Regions from separate parts of the Homo sapiens genome. Here region 1 is linked to region 2. Evidence: chromatin contacts called from ENCODE Hi-C or POLR2A ChIA-PET data. All regions are on one chromosome and are shown on one strand. The core of a region is the stretch at or near the end of the contact, and the rest is flanking DNA. Distances in the headings are between cores, read along the strand shown. Region 1 overlaps IL12RB2 (interleukin 12 receptor subunit beta 2). Region 2 overlaps AK4 (adenylate kinase 4).

The links. Hi-C counts contacts between places; a loop is a spot of excess contacts on that map. ChIA-PET counts read pairs that join two places held with the same protein, here RNA polymerase II (POLR2A). Pooled maps may share reads with other maps.
Region 1: a loop to region 2 is called in a pooled map, with 1.8 times the contacts of the local background. The contact joins two enhancer-like sites. A Hi-C loop is called at or near these places in 1 of 50 pooled maps. POLR2A ChIA-PET finds 5 or more read pairs at or near these places in 2 of 52 experiments (activated T-cell and naive thymus-derived CD8-positive, alpha-beta T cell).

The regions. Positions count from the first base shown.
Region 1 is chr1:67,331,482-67,334,459 of GRCh38, forward strand. The region is part of intron 8 of IL12RB2 (interleukin 12 receptor subunit beta 2); the gene reads left to right. Among named protein-coding and RNA genes, the nearest start is that of IL12RB2, 25 kb to the left of the region's middle. Within about 2 kb of position 1,715, at least 4 of the 41 ENCODE cell types and tissues checked have a DNase peak (open chromatin) inside an H3K27ac peak, as active enhancers do.
Region 2 is chr1:65,207,603-65,210,519 of GRCh38, forward strand. The region is part of intron 2 of AK4 (adenylate kinase 4); the gene reads left to right. Among named protein-coding and RNA genes, the nearest start is that of AK4, 61 kb to the left of the region's middle. Within about 2 kb of position 1,254, at least 5 of the 41 ENCODE cell types and tissues checked have a DNase peak (open chromatin) inside an H3K27ac peak, as active enhancers do.

The DNA.
Region 1 (2,978 bases), core at 465-2,964, 2.1 Mb after region 2:
AACTTTATGCCAATATTAAATCTTTGGAGACACAAGAAATAGCCATCTGAATATTAGTTTTTAAAAGCACTCATTTAGGCCGGCATGGTCGCTCAGGCCTGTAATCCCAGCACATTGGGAGGCTGAGGTGGGCAGATCACGAGGTCAGGAGTTCGAGACCAGCCTGGCCAGCATGGTGAAATCCCATCTCTACCAAAAAGACAAGAAATTAGCCAAGCATCGTGGTGCGTGCCTGTAATCCCAGCCATTCGGGAGGCTAAGGCAGGAGAATCACTTGAACCCAGGAGGCAAAGGTTGCAATGAGCCAAGATTGTGCCACTGCAATCCAGCCTGGGCAACAGATCGAGACTGCATCTCATAAATAAATAAATAAATAAATAAATGCACTCATTTAGTGATATAGTAGAGAGTCTTTCATAATTTATATAAATTTGACTCAGAGAAAAACTTTTTGGCATATAATCCATTGTTCATTATCTGGAGCTTTTGTAACATTAACGTGCAAAATCTAAATTCTTATTTGTGAAATTTATGGATATGTGTGCATGTAAACTAGCCTCATAATTAAGTTGCATTTATTTTCTGTGAGCTACTAATGGCTTTTGATAACTGATGATCCTTAGCAATCATACATCAATGACATTCAAGGAACGGAAGGGCCTTTAGCAGAATATAATACCTAATATATGATTCATAGAATAATCTTATATTCTTCCTTACTTCTTGTATTAATTGCATTTTTTTTTTTTTTTGAGACAGAGTCTTGCTCTGTCACCCAGGCTGGAGTGCAGTGGCACAATCTCAGCTCAGTGCAACCTCTGCCTCCTGTGTTCCAGTGATTCTCCTGCCTCAGCCTCCCAAGTAGCAGGGATTACATGCATGCGCCACCATGCCCGGCTAATTTTTGTTATTTTCAGTAGAGACAGGTTTCACCATGTTGGCCAGGCTGGTCTCGAACTCTTGACCTCAGGTGATCCACCTGCCTCGGCCTCCCAAAGTGCTGGGATTACAGAATATATTTTAAAAATTGTCTAAAAGTGAATTTATCCAACAAATGATAATTTATTACCACTCATTTTATAATAAAATCTCTTAATGTTGAACCACTTGCCCTCTGGTTGTTACTTTTATAATCCAGAGCTTACTCATAATATCGTTTTATTATATATAGTCAAAGTAATTTTTTTAAAGACTATCTCATGAATTAGATTTTGTTTATATATGTGGTACAGATAAAACTTCTGAAAATGGGCTATATTTTATATCCAAGTTCAAGGTAGTAAGTAGTCTGAAAAATATTTAAGTTATATCACATTAAGCTAAACTATAAACTAGGGAAACTCTGGGCTTGTGAATTCTTGTCATTCTTACTCACATATGATAATGACCTAGTTAGAGATGTGTGAAAAGGTTTTTCTTTTCTTTTTTAAAAAGTGTTTGTCTTTTGAATTAAAATTCCTTCAAGGCAGCACAGTAACTTTCTTATTTCCTATAAAATAAACCACCATCATAACAATGAGTATAGCAACTCATTATGGTTATGAACTCATGGATGATTATGAATTGAACCTAGGAAGCTGGCTTATTCAGTCACTGAAGGTATTCATAAAGAGAGAAACCCATACTCTGAGATACACCACCTTTACCAAGCTCTGTTGGCTTCCTTTCTGTCTCTGAATCTCCCTTTTCTATGTTTGATTTTTCTGTGGGTTGTTGTAGGTCTTTTTTCTCTTACTCTAGGCTGCTTGGTTTTCACCCCTTACCCGCTGTTTCTGTCATCAGTTTCTTTATGAAACACCAACTGATGTAAACGTAAAAGGTGTGAATTTTTTTTAACACGTCTTCCTTTTAACCCTTTCAATGTGTACTCATATGTAACTTGGCATTTAAAAAAAATTAATAGTAAGCTTTTTTTTTTTTTTTTTTAGGTACTCTCTAAAACTGTGAATGACTCTACAACAGAGTCAGCCTTTTTGCAGCCTTTGCTTCTCAAAATTGAGAGAAATGTAACATCTCCGGGTGGATTGGTGTAGTTGTTTATATCATTTGAACAGTGGGTTAGGGCTTCCTTTACTCCATAGGGCCCTTTACTATGTCATTAAATTCAGCTCCTATCACTGAAAAACACTTTTTAAATGACCGAAAAGTAAGGGATAGGAGGAAAGAAACTACTTTGCTGTGTTTAAGAGAACAGTCTTGAAATCAGCATCCATCAAAGGCAGGCCTGATAGTGACACTGGGAAGAGAGCAGCCACATTTTCCTTGTAGTGGGAAAACATTCTTGAATTTGAGCTCAAGGTGTCCAGACATGCCTGAGAACATGCACAGGTATTGAGGGAAGGTGATCTCTCACCACTTAGAACACCCAGGAAGAGATGCCAAAATACTGATTAATCAGCTATTCCTTAGAGCTATGTTACCAATATGTCTCTGTCTGTTAATCCGCCATTTTAAAAAGTCTTATTTGCAGTTTGTGATCTTGCTCAACTCTATTACAGCTAACAAAGGAATCGTTGCATGTTCATTCGTACTTTGGAGGGGCAGAGTGGTAAAGGAGAAACCTTCCCCCATCATGGTGACAGCAAGGGTGAGGGGTGAATAATCCCTAAAGGGGGAGAAAATGAAGAGTTACCAGCTGCAGCCACCTCTTCCCACATTGAGAAGCTAGGAAATTCATGCACTCATTTGTAATTTAAAAATATTGCCAAGATAAGATAGGTGTGAACAATTAAATACTAGAGATTATTTTGGATAGCAAACATTTGATAACAGTCAAGCTTGGTGGATTGGCAAACATTTTCTCTACAGGTCCAGATAGTAATATTTTCAGCTTTGCGGATCATACGATCTGTCGCAACTGCTAAATGTGCTATTGTCACATGCAAGCTGCCATTGACAATACCTAAACAAACAGGCATGGCTGTGTTCCAACAAAACTTTATTTATGTATGCTGAAATTGGAATTTTATGTAATCTTC
Region 2 (2,917 bases), core at 4-2,503:
GTGCAGGTTCGTTACACGGGTAAATTTCGTGTACAGATGATCCTGTCACCAAGGTAGCGTAGTACCTGATAGGTAGCTTTCCAACCTGCACCCTGGTCCTGGTTCAAGCAGTCCCTGTTGTCTGCTGTGCCCACCTTTGTGCCCATGTGTATTCAATGATTAGCTACCCCTTATAAGTGAGAACACATGGTATTTGGTTTTCTGGTCTTGAGTTAGTTCTCTTAGGCTAATGGCCTCCAGCTGCATCCATGTTGCTACAAGGGACATGATCTCATTCTTATTACGGCTGCATAGTATTCCATGGTATATGGAATATATACCACATTTCTTTATCCAGTCCATCATTGATGGGTATCTTGGATGATTCCATGTTTTTGCTATGGTGAATAGTACTGTGATGAACATACAAGTACATGTGTCTTTTTGGTAGAACAATTTATTTTCCTTTGGGTGTATACCCAATAATAGTTTTGCTGATAGTCGTAAGTTCTTTGGGAAATCTCCACAGTGCTTTCCACAGTGGCTGCACTAATTTACATTCCCACTAGCAGTGTGTAAGTGTTCCTGTTTCTCTGCAACCTTGCTGGCATTTGTTGTTTTTTTACTTTTTCGTAGTAGGACAGCTGCTGCTTCTTTTCACCATCTGTTAATAATAACTGGATGACATGGAATATGGAGGTCTTTGATACATGTACAAATAAACATTGTGTAAACAGATAAGGAAAGTATACGATAGGAGAGAGAAAAGGCCTTTATGAAGCAGGTTTTGGTGGTAATTAATTTGCTACTAAGGCTTCCAGTTGGTGATGTGAGTGATTTGAACTCCTGGGCTAGGGAAGGCTGTGGAAGAATAACCAACCACCTGCTTTCAACTTTAAGCTAATCATCAGTGATTGATTGTCATGAACAATGGCTTGCATTTGTAACTTGGTTCTTACTTATTCAACAACTGGGAAGAGATGGGCGGTCCGAAGCAACTATGTTAGCTCCAGATCTTAATGGAGGTAGGAAGGGGGCTGATGTCGCATAGCCTTTTCACAAGCTGCCAAACCCAGGCGGATGTTGGAAGTTGCCCTTCTGAACTGCCCTTTCATTTCCATCAGGCGGAGGGCTTGCTTTGCTGCCTGGGAACGTGGTGGTGGACTCTGGCTCTGCACCCTTCCTGCAGAGTGAATGCGCTCCAAATTAGAAAAACAGAAGTGTCCTACTTTCTATTCCCCACCACTGCCTCAGCTTGTTGCCGCAGCACCTCCTGCTTCAGCTGCCCTTCCTTGGGTTCTTGGCATGGCTGGGAGGAGCAGGTGCCAAGGCCCAGTGGCCAGCACTGCTGGGAACACAATACCAGTCAGGAATTTAATGATATCTCACTGCACTTAGTAAATATTTTGTGGGGGGGGTCTTAAAAAAAACAACCTGTAGATGTCATAATTAGTGATATAACAAGACAGATTCTGGAAGAAATTTAAAAATATAAAATTTCAGCTTTCAATCTGGATTGGCTGTTTGAATGAAAAGAGTGAGCAGCTTTTCTAGGCTTGGTTAGGGGATGAGGGATAGCGATAGTCTGGTGTGGAAGCATGATAAAGCATGCGGTGGAACAGACCCTCTGAGGAGCTAAAGGGAGGAAAGCAAGCAGTCCATGCTTAAACATGATCTTTATTTTACGTTAGCTCTTGGCATTTCTACTTCTTCAACAATTAATGGAATATATTCACATTTGGAATGGGCTAATTAAGGAACCTAGAATAACGCTAGTCAGTCATTTAGAAAGCCTTTCTTGGAGTGTTACTTTTAGTAAATGTAAAAGCATACTTCAACTTGTAATTCTCTCTAAATGGAAAAATTATAAATGCTGCCACCTGTTGACAAAATTTGAGGGTGCATTCTACTCCAGTTGGTCAGTGATCCCTGCCGACAGGGGATCTTACTGGCTGGATAATGACCCTCAGCTAAAAATGCTTTAAAATGTGCTGGTCTGACTGTACCTTATCTGACATTCTGTTCTTGGCGGCTGATTGGTGTGAGAAGTACACCTGAATTGCTTTGATTTGTTTAGCCCAACTTGAGACACAGATGTAGATCAATTTAAAGAATGCTGAAGCTCCCATGCTACCTTATAGAATCCATCATTTAAGACACCATTTCATATTGTATGCCCTGAAGCCTTAAAGTGGATCTGTGGCTGAAAAGTATGTTTTTCTTTTTCTTTTTTTTCTTTTTTTGAGATAAGAGTCTTGCTCTGTCACCCAGGCTGGAGTGCAGTGGCATGAACATGGCTCACTGCAGCCTTGGCCTCCTGGACTCAAGCGATCCTCCTGCCTCAGCCTCCTGAGTAGCTGGGACTAAAGGCATATACCACCATGCCTGGCTAATTTTAAATTATTTTGTAGAGACAGGATCTCACTTTGTTGCCCAGGCTGGTCTCAAAATCCTGGGCTCAAGTGAAATCCTCTCAAAATGCTGGGACTGTAGGTGTTGACCATTCTTCTCGGCTGAGTATCCATATTTTAAAAGTCTTGTAGATGAATAAATACTACTACTTACTTGGTAGAGCACTTGCCCTTATGTCTAACCAGAGTGAGAGAGAGCCCCTTTTCAGGACCTGTGACACAGCACCCCAAACTTTGGAGGCAGCCTTAGCCTATCCCCAGGGCCTCTGTGACCATTGCTGGGTCTAGGACACCACACTCGCCCTGAAAGTGGCACTCTTTGAGGCCAGTCACTTCCAACTCTGCCTTTCATTTCTGAGAGGAAGGTAAGCCATCCTCCTGTTCTCCTTTCTTTTATATCCGCTTCGGTTTCTTTATTATTGATTCCCCTCCTCACCGTACCCTCTGGAATCCTTTTTCCTTAACAGTTTCCCCCACCCTCCTCGCCACATACACATGCTATTTGCAGAAGTCTCCACTTTCTGTAT